2 separate regions of the Homo sapiens genome follow, and region 1 is linked to region 2. A link is an interaction called in ENCODE POLR2A ChIA-PET data of the cell type or tissue named here. Cell type or tissue: CD4-positive, alpha-beta T cell. All regions are shown on one strand.

The links. ChIA-PET counts read pairs that join two places held together with the same protein. Peaks named below come from ENCODE experiments on the same cell type or tissue, not always from the same donor. Only the 100,000 strongest peaks of a DNase experiment are listed, where the experiment ranks them.
Region 1: POLR2A ChIA-PET joins it to region 2 with 6 read pairs; 1 of 35 experiments calls an interaction of 5 or more read pairs at or near these places.

The regions. Positions count from the first base shown.
Region 1 is chr22:20,782,022-20,787,021 of GRCh38, forward strand. The region is part of intron 19 of PI4KA (phosphatidylinositol 4-kinase alpha); the gene reads right to left. It overlaps SERPIND1 (serpin family D member 1), which reads left to right. Exons shown (of 5, transcript NM_000185.4): 3 at 1,951-2,224; 4 at 3,983-4,127; 5 at 4,854-5,000. Among named protein-coding and RNA genes, the nearest start is that of SERPIND1, 10 kb to the left of the region's middle. In CD4-positive, alpha-beta T cell, a CTCF peak has its summit at 2,407 (motif pointing left); a DNase peak (open chromatin) is centred at 2,430.
Region 2 is chr22:20,422,294-20,427,293 of GRCh38, forward strand. It overlaps SCARF2 (scavenger receptor class F member 2), which reads right to left. Exons shown (of 11, transcript NM_182895.5): 11 at 2,291-3,989. The coding sequence ends at 3,082. Among named protein-coding and RNA genes, the nearest start is that of SCARF2, 13 kb to the right of the region's middle. RefSeq lists enhancers at 1-2,424, 609-1,120. In CD4-positive, alpha-beta T cell, no CTCF peak of the experiment used is centred here; a DNase peak (open chromatin) is centred at 2,948; H3K27me3 peaks cover 763 bases.

The DNA of each region.
Region 1 (5,000 bases), 360 kb after region 2:
AACATATGATATTGTTAGTGACATTTATTTTACTTCTACTAGCAAATAACCTATGTTTAGGACTGACTTTAGAACAGGCTGGCAGAAGCATTTTTGGCAGCATCAAAGTCCTCCAACCTACTGGTCTGTTGGAGCCCCCCAAGTACACCAAAGAGCCTCTGCATTAGCCCTGGCTGAGGGTTCAGGGACAGGCAGAGAAGTACAGCAGTGAGCCATCCCTGCCTGCATGGAGGTGGAGAAATGATCAGGCATGGTCAGTTGACAATCTCCTAAACACAGTAACCCGTGTCATACCACAGTGTAAACACACGTGCAAATGCTTCTGCTTCCTTTCCCCATCATGAGAATAGTCACTCAATGCCGGGCATCACAAGGGATCAAATGCTAGGAGTACCCAATCATTCATGGATGCTTCTCAAAGGGGACGAGTGTCTAGAAGTGTAATTTTAATTTCACTTAATTTCATATGGAATCATCTCCATTACTAATTTTGTTCTAATTTTAATGTGATAATCACTTTGTAAAGCACAATAAACAGAGGCAGGCTCTCATGAGGAAGTCAGAAGGAAAGAATCCCAAGAGACATGGGACAGCTCCATCCAAACTGAAAGGGCCGTGATTCCCAAAAGAGCAATTTTGTCCCCAAGGTCTGAAGACACTTTTGGTTGTCACAACCTGGGGGGTTGGAGTAAGCATTACTGGTATCTAGAAGGGGGAGGCTGGGGATGTTGCTAAACACCCTACCATGCACAGGGCAGCCCACATTGCCACAAACTATTATGTGGCCCAAATGTCAAAAATGCTGAGGTTGAGAAACCCTGGGTGAGGCAGACTCAGGGAGAAGGGAATCGAGCTTCACTCACAGGCAGGCAGGAGCTGTCTGGTACTTCAACCTCCAAGACACCTCCTGCTCATCTCATCCTGGCTGCTCTACCCACCAGCTAGAAACCTTGAACAAGTTACTTCACTTCTTTGTGCCTCTGTTTCCTCATATGTAAAAGAGGGATAACAAAACGCACACAACTTGCATGTTGCTAGGAGCAGAAATGAGATAATACAGGAAAGGTGCTGAGAAGAATGCCCGGCACATGGCCAGTTCTCAACTACTAGTCACCCATTACTATTAGTTACTCACATCTTAGAGCTAACATAGACATGGGCTTATTCCTGGATACACAGCACTGTCCCCATATCTACAGTGGTGATCCTAAGGGCAACATGGCATCACCCAAATGTCTTGTTAGTCACTACAGAATCACAGTGTGAGGGATGAAGGCCATCAAGACAGAGCTGAGGCTGGCAGGGTGGCTCATGCCTATAATCCCAGTGCTTTGGAAGGCTGAGGCAGGAGGATTGCTTGAGGCCAAGGGTTTGAGACCAGCCTAGGTAACATAGCAAGACCCCATCTACAATTAAAAAAAAAAAAAAAAAGACAGAAAGAAAAAATAGCCAGGCGTGGCATGTGCTTGTAGTCCAAGCTACTGGGGAGGGAGGCTGAGGCAGGAGGATTCCTTGAGCCTGGGAGTGTGAGGCTGCAGTGAGCTATGATGGCATCGCCGCACTCCAGCCTGCATGACACAGTGAGACCTGGTCTCAAAAACCAAATAATAATAACAGTAATAAAAGCTGGAAAGAGCTCAAAGTTACTCATTTGACAGATGTGACAGATGAAGAAATAGAAGCGAGTTAGGTGCCTTACCATGGTCAAACAACTAGTTCGTATCAGACCCTACTCCAGAAACTATTCCAGTCCGGGTAACCTCTCGTTAACCTCTCTTGTTAGAAATGCAAATTTCTGCCCAAATCAGGCCTCAGGAATCAAGAGACTGTGGGGTCGGCTCTGCAGGCTATCTGAATGAGGCCTCCAGGGAAATCAGATTCACTCTCAAGGGTGAGACGATTTCCCTAAAGGAACCTTCTCATAACAGCCTCTTCCTGTGGCCTTTACAGGATCCTGGGTGAATAAATTCCCAGTGGAAATGACACACAACCACAACTTCCGGCTGAATGAGAGAGAGGTAGTTAAGGTTTCCATGATGCAGACCAAGGGGAACTTCCTCGCAGCAAATGACCAGGAGCTGGACTGCGACATCCTCCAGCTGGAATACGTGGGGGGCATCAGCATGCTAATTGTGGTCCCACACAAGATGTCTGGGATGAAGACCCTCGAAGCGCAACTGACACCCCGGGTGGTGGAGAGATGGCAAAAAAGCATGACAAACAGGTATTTCACACTGTGTGTTTGTTCTTTTGAGCTCCCAGATGCTGGGGGTGTCTGGGAATACTGGAAAATGGATCATTTTTTTAAAAAGGGAGAATTATGTACAAGTACCCAAGAACTTCCATACAGGGCCACTCTGTTAATTCAGCCCCAATTTGTTGCTTGAGATAAGAGATGATTAGAGAGCATTCATAAGGGACACATCTGCCCTCTAGGGGCCAGTTTCAGAAGTTAGAGGCAGATGACTTAGAGACAGCTTGGTGCTTGCTTTGTGGCTTCGAGTCCCAGCTTCATCATCCCTAAAATGGGTATAATTCCATTACTTCCCCGGGTCACTTGAGAAAATAACAGAATCAGCGATGCTGAGCGCCCCTCCCAGTACTTGGAACCTAGGAGGCACTCAAAAAAAGATTGGCTCAACTCTTCCCTGCCCAGGAAATTCCAAGGTCCTCTTAGCCTACCGAGGACACATCATTCATGATTTCCTCTATTATTATTCGTTACTTTGTAGTTAAAACTGCAGGTGTTAAGTACTTATTGAGATTATTATTGGGTCATGGCAGAAAGAATGGAGAGGTCTTATTTCTGTCTTACTGGATACTGGCTAGGCCCATATGAAGAAGTGATTCTGGTTTGAACCTCCTTATAGGACAAGAATACAAACATATGCAACCAAACTGAGAAAAGTAGGCTCTCAGAGGAAGGTATTTGCCCGGGTAGCCAGTCATCATGCTCTGTGAATTTTTCCTTAACAACGTCCCTTCTGTACCTGCCTCCTTCCATTCCTCCCTGCAGCCCGGCAGCTCTTGAGAAAGGGACTGCATCTTTTTTTTTTTTTTTTTTTTGAGACAGGGTCTTGTTCTGTCACCCAGGCTGGAGTGCAGTGGCATCATCATGGCTCACTGCAGCCTCAACCTCCTGAACTTAAGTGATCCTCTCACCTCAGCCTCCTGAATAGTTGAGACTACAGGCGTGCACCTTCATGCCCAGCTAATTAAACTTTTTTTGGTAGAGATGAGGTCTCGCTGTGTTGCCCAGGCTGGTCTTGAACTCCTGGCCTCAAGCAGTCCTCCTGCCTTGGCCTTCCAAAGTGCTGGGATTAACAGGCGTGAGCCGCTGTGCCTGGCCCATTTGACTTTTAATTGAGATCTTACTTGGTGCAAGGTATGAGCTAGGTAAAAGAGTGAAGAAGATCAAGCCTTCCTGCCCATCCAGCTGGGATTGCACCTTAAATCTCTTTATCCCCTGCAAAGTGCCAGACTAACTCCACAGGCACTACTGTTGCTATCCGCCCCCTTAGGGATTGAGTAAGTTGAGGCAAAGATTGAGAATATTCAGCATTGTCTAGTATATACAGGAAAGGTTCTTTTTAAAAGTACACTACCAGATATTCGACTCCTTAATTACAAAAAAAAAACCAAATGCCTAAAATTGGGAAACCAAACCAGAGAATTATTTTAGATGCCTTTTTAAACCATAAACCAGGAAAAGTTCTGCTGCTAACCTTGAAGATAGGAAACGAACCATACAGTCTCAAGGAAATAATCATGCAACAGAAAACACACCTCAGTTTTCAGTAGCGGAATTACAAAGGAGTGTGCTTCCTAAAATCCTCAACTGACAGTCCCGGAATATAAATTTTAATAAGTGCTATATCAATTCTGTGATAAATATAACCCGTGGCCCTTTAAAGGGAAAATCATGATTCTTTTGTAACTTGTGGTTCAATAAAACTGGGCCCCCCTTTCCTTTTCTGTCTAGAACTCGAGAAGTGCTTCTGCCGAAATTCAAGCTGGAGAAGAACTACAATCTAGTGGAGTCCCTGAAGTTGATGGGGATCAGGATGCTGTTTGACAAAAATGGCAACATGGCAGGCATCTCAGACCAAAGGATCGCCATCGACCTGGTAACCACTCCCTTGTCCACCCCCGACCCGTCCCCAGGGTCTGCCTCAGCACAGCCCCACCTCCACTTGCCCTTCCTACCCACCCCCCAATCTCATGTCCCAGCTTGGGGTGCTGAGTCTGCTCTTCGGCCTGGGTGGGATACACAGAATGCCTAGTTTCATGGATGCCAGCTGGAGAGCACGGCACCTGGCAGACACTTACTGGGCAGGGGGGATCCCAAGAGCAGCCATGGGGTGAGCCCCACTCCCGCTGACACCAGAGACAGGGGAGACATGTGCTGCGGTCTGGGAAATAGCTACCCCCAGCCAAATCATGAAAGAGCCATTAAACACCGCACTATACACATACTTAACTTAAACCAATCGGGCGCTCAGCAAAAGAGAGAGAACACCAGTCCAAACAGTGCAGCAGACCCAGTTCCCCATCCCGGAGAAGTGCGCAGCAGTGTGGGGAGCTGGAGCTGGGGTGGCTGTCCTGCACCAGCCCCCACGACCCTCAGACCACAGGCACTGCCAAGAGGGAACATGAACCTAGCCGGCCTCTAAGTGCAACGGCTGCCCCTGACAGGTGGTGACAGATATTTTCAAGAGTGACTCTGACCAGCTGTGATTTCCACCTTACATGTTGTCTTTGGATCCTTTCCCTGAATGATATGAGATTGTGCTGGGAACTCTAGCCCTCTGTGTGCTGACCTCCAGAATCTGACAACTTTCCTTTCCAAACAGTTCAAGCACCAAGGCACGATCACAGTGAACGAGGAAGGCACCCAAGCCACCACTGTGACCACGGTGGGGTTCATGCCGCTGTCCACCCAAGTCCGCTTCACTGTCGACCGCCCCTTTCTTTTCCTCATCTACGAGCATCGCACCAGC
Region 2 (5,000 bases):
GTCTTTTTTTCCATTTTTATGTGCGTGGTGTGGGTTGAGTGTCCTCCATAGTAGTGGGCTGGCTGTGTGTGTGTCACAGCGCGTCTGTCTCTGTGAGCGGTGGGTTGTGTGTGTGTGTTGGAGAGTGAGTGTTTCTGTCTGATGGAGTGTCGTGTGTGTGTGTGTGTTGGCAGGTGAGTGGCTGTGTTCCTCTGGGCCCAGTGCTGTGTGGGCGTCTGTTGCAGTGTGTGTGCCGTCTCTGTGTTTCTGAGATTCTGCTGGCTTTGTGTGTGCATGTCTGCGTTTCGGGCTGTGTGTCTGTGTTGGTGTTTCTGAGTCTAGAGGAGCGTGCATGCGGCGTAGGGTTAGTGTCTGCAGGCCTCTGTGTGCTGTGGCCTGCGTCTGCTTGTAACCACCAGGCTGGGCCTGGTCCCCACATTCCTCCCACTCCATTGTGCTCTGTGCTACAAAAAATATTTGCGTTTTCCACCACTCATAATTTTTCCTCCTCAATCGCTACCAGATGTGGGTCCTGTGGTCCCCATCCCCATGGCAACGGAGGTTCCAGCAGCCGCGGTTCCCTTTTGTGGCGCCTGCCCTGGGAGCTGGCACTGCTGTGAGCCCCGAGGGGGTGGGGAGAAGCGGGTGGTGGGAGGCAGGAGGCTGGAGGGGTCCCAGCAGCTCCCTTCCCAGCAGCCACTGGAACCCTCCTGGGGGGAAGGGAAGGCTGGTGGTAGGTTGGGGGGGGTCCCCTGTTTTGTGAGGCACCCACAGGTAGAGTCTTCGACACCTAGGGGGCTTCCCAGAGAAGGGCAAGGAGAGGTCCCCAGAAAGGCCTGGTCACTGGGACATCCCTGTTCTCTCCAAATCGTGCTGGTCCAGGCTGGGGGAGGAGAAATAGCAAGAGCTGAGGGCTTGGGGGTTCAGGGAACAGCAGTGTGGCATCCTCATCGTTCTGGGGGGTGGGCACCGCCTAGACAAGAATGTGGTCTGAGCCCCTGCACTGCCCACCCCTCACCCACACGCAGGCACTGCCCTGCCCTCGCGGAGCCCGGCTGGGCATCTGCCCTCTTGGCCTTAACCCCAGCAGCCCGCATGGCGCAGTGCCCAAACAGAGCAGAGGCTTTCCAGCCACAGGGCCATGGCTGGGAGGGTGCCCAGCTGGCTCCAGGGAAGCAGTATGGCCCAGAGGCAGGGATCCCACATTCCACGTGCTGCCTGTTTGTGTCCTGCCAGCTGCTCTGGACGGCCGACCCAGGGCAGGACGCAGTCTCCACTCAGATGGCTGGGCCTTCTGAGATGGGTGACCCCTCTAAGATGGGTGACCAAAGTTGACCTCCGTGGGGCATCTGGTCAGAGGATGAGAGTGTGCCCAGGACGAGAGCCCCAAGTTGCCAGCGTGAGACCAATGAGTGCTGTGTGGCGGCTGCAGGGTGATCAGAAGATCCTGGCAGCAGGGGAAGACTTTGAGCTGGGCATCAAAAGATGAGATGCAGGAGAACAAGAAGAGGCCTGCCGGGCAGAGGCAGGAGGTGGGAGGAGAACAGACAGGCAGGAGCTGGGGGAACTTAGTGTGGGGACAGCAGGGGCCATGGAAGGTGAGGGTCTGCGGCTTAGGAGGGTCACTTAGGAGGCCTGCCCGGGAGGGTAGGCGGGTCAGGAGCAGCGAGGCCGTAGGGCACAGATGGTCACAGATAGCCAGGCAGCCGGGTCTGGCTTGGGGGCAGGGGATCTGCCCCGGGCGCTCCCTCCGTCTCCCTCAACCTTCCGCAGTAGCAGGCGGGGCTGGCAGGCAGGAGAGTTTCCGGCTGAGGACAAGGAACCCGTTGAGGCAGACAGCAGGGCTCTGTGCAGCAGGAGACCGGCTTGTTTGTGCTGGAGGAGGCCCGGCTGGAGTAAGCGCCCGCGGCCCCCTGGCCGCAGCCTCTGCACCCCCCGCAAGCTGCCACCAACAGCTCTGAGGCCCAAGTTTAACAGCAGCGGCCAGGGGAAAAGGCCGGGATCCGAGGCAGGCCCATCGCCTGTCCCTTTCAGTCAGGGACTCTGCCTGATCTGCCCCCACCCAACCTTCCTCCCCGTGACCAGTCCAGAATGGGGCAGGCCAGATCGGGGCCGCATAAACTTGATAAACAAACGAAGCCTGTGGGTTGACACAGCCCACTTCCACCATGGTCCCGGGAGACCCACGCCTGGGCTCCAGGGCTCCCCGCTGAGATAAGGGGTGGGGGAGAGTGCAGGACAGGTCGTCACATAAAGTTACTTCTGGGGGGCATCTTTGGCCGAAGCCTGCAAACAGGAAGTGATCAGAGCATGAGGGGAAAGGCATTTTATTAAGAAAGCTTTGGCCAAGCCCCCGCCGGGAGGAGCCCATCCTGGGGCACCGGCCGAGGGGGGAGCAGCCCTGCTGGGGGCCTATAAATACATCTCCTCAGGCCACTAGAGTCGCCCCTGGAGGTCCCGCGGCGTGTGGGGCAGTGGGAGGCCATCAAAACCAGCTGACAGCTGAGGGGCCTGGGCCCGGGGCGCCAGGGAAGGGAAGGGGTGGGACGGACTAAGCCCCTGAGGAGCGGAGACCAGCCCTCCTCCCCAGGCTGGGGTCAACCAGATGCCCGGGAGCCTGGCCAGTGGAAGTAGCCCCGGGCTCTATTGGGACGGCCAAGGGAGGGAGCCTCCAGCCAGAGGCACCAGGCCCTAGCGGGGGAGAGGCAGCCCGGGCAGAAGTGCCTCTGGCTGCAACCAATGAGAAGGTAGCCCTAACCAAGTCCACTCCTGGCCAGTAAGAGGCGGTCTTTAAGCGGAACCCTCCCATCTTTGGCCAATGAGACGCTGTCTGGTCGGAGCGCTCCATAACTCGGCCAATGGGGAGGGAGTCGCCCGCTAAGCGCCTGTCAGGCCTCGACCAACGGGATGGGCCCTTCCCGCCAGAGCACACTGCTCCAATCCAGGAGCGGCTGCAGGACCTGAGCCAATGAGACGCAACCTCCGCTAGCCGCGCGGTGCCCGGCCAATAGGAGGCCGCCCGTGCCCGGTAGCGTGGGAGGTGTGGGGTGGCGGGCGGCGCTGCGAAGCTGAGGGAGCTGCGCGCGGACGAGCCACAGCCTGCTACAGGGTGGGTGCGCCCGCCCTGCCCAGCTCGCCCGCCGCCTCCCGGCTCTTCTTGCGCGGCGGCTTCTGGATGGGGGTCTTCTTCCGGGGGGTCTCAGGCGCGGGCAAGTCGGTCGCCGCCTTCTCAGGCCCCGGGGTTTCGGTCGCTGGGGGCGCGCGGGCGGGCGAGGCTGGCGGCACGGAGCGCTTGGCTTTCTGTGGGGGCGCCGGCTTTTCCCTGGGGCCCTGCGCGCCCAGGGCCACCTCGGCGCGGCCCAGGCTGCGAGTCTTGCCGCGCAGCTCAGCGGCCAACATGGAGGCAGCCTCGGGCGCGCTTCGCGGGGGACCGCCGGCGTCCGTGGGCTCCAAGAGGCCGGGGCCGCGGCCCCGCGCTCGGGCCCTGGGCGGCGAGGGCGCAGCGAGGGCTGTCGCCTCCTCGGGCAGCCCGGGGGGCCGCGGCGTTGGGTCGCGGGTCCGGGGGCTGCCGTGTTCGACCGTATGCGCCGATTTGTCGCTGGGCGTCCGTTTCCTCTTGCTGGGGCTGGGCGCGGCCTCGGAGCCTGGCGGCGGTGGTGAGGGCGCACGGCCAGCTGCAGCGGCGCTGTGCTTGCCGTGGATCCAGGACACCTTAGGCTTGGTGGCGGGGTCAGGTGGCGGCGGTTTCCTGCGCTCGGGCGATGGCGACAGCGACAGGCCCCCAATCTCGCCCCGGGCCCGGGCCGGCCGGGCCTCGCGTCGGGCCACGCGCGCGTACAGAGCCCCTCCGGGCCCCTCCACGCTGGACGCCGACCGCTCGCTGTCGGAGGACGCGGGGAGGGGTATCGCCTCCTCGGCGGAGGCTGGCGTGGTCAAGGGCACAGGGGACGGCGCCGGCGCCTCGGCAGGGACAGTGGGGACTTCGGGGTCCCGGCTCTCCGCTGGTGCCTCTGGCAAGGGAAGAGCAGGGCGGTCACAGCCTTCAGGAATACCTTTAGGGGCTCCAACCTCCAGGCGCAAACCTTCACCTTTCCTCCTCTACCCACGCCCTTGGCACTGTGTCACCCTGGCATCTAGACGTGCCTGGCACAGAGCACCAACCACACATGTGTACTTCAGAGCCTCAGGCTATGCGGCTGACTCTGAACTCAGGCTGTGCAAGGAGTGATGGGCGCATTCCCGCGACTGAAGCCCAACCTTGGCCTGGCCTGGCAGCCCTGCCCCAACACCCCTCCAGCCTTGGGCGCCTGCATCATCGAATTTGAGGCTGGAACATCCCCACAGGGGTTCCATTATCCTTCTTTAAGAGAGAAGGCTTCTAGCTGGGCGTGGTGGCTCACGCCTGTAATCCCAGCACTTTGGGAGGCTGCGGTCACCTGAGGTCAGGAGTTTGAGACCAGCCTGGCCAATATGGTGAAACCCTGTCTCTACTAAAAATACAAAAATTAGCTGGGCGTGGTCGTGGGCGCCTGTAATCCCAGCTACTCGGGAGGCTGAGGCAGGAGAATTGCTTGAACCCAGGAGGCAGAGGTTGCAGTGACTGGAGATCATGCCACTGCACTCCAGCCTGGGTGACAGAGGCAGACTCCGTCTCAAAAAAAAAAAAAGAGCGATAAGGCTTCTGAGGCTCTGAGTTGGTCACCTGCCCGTGGCATCTGGGGGCACAGTCAAGGGAGGAGACAGGGCAGAATCCCAGACCATCAGGCTCCTTTCTGCTATCTGTGGATCAAAGGCTGTGTGTGGATCCAACTCCCATACTCTGTGGATCCCTTCCTCCTGTCTCCTCTGCCACCCCCTACCTAAGCCCAGAAACTTCTCTCTGCCTACTTTCCCCCAGGAGCAACCCTGGGCTGTGGCCTACCCATCTCCCCACACCTGTCTCCGGTACTGAGCAGCAGAGTCCAGCTCTATGGCCTCAGCTCTGTGGGCAACCCTCAGGTACCAGCATGGCCAAGGCCTTC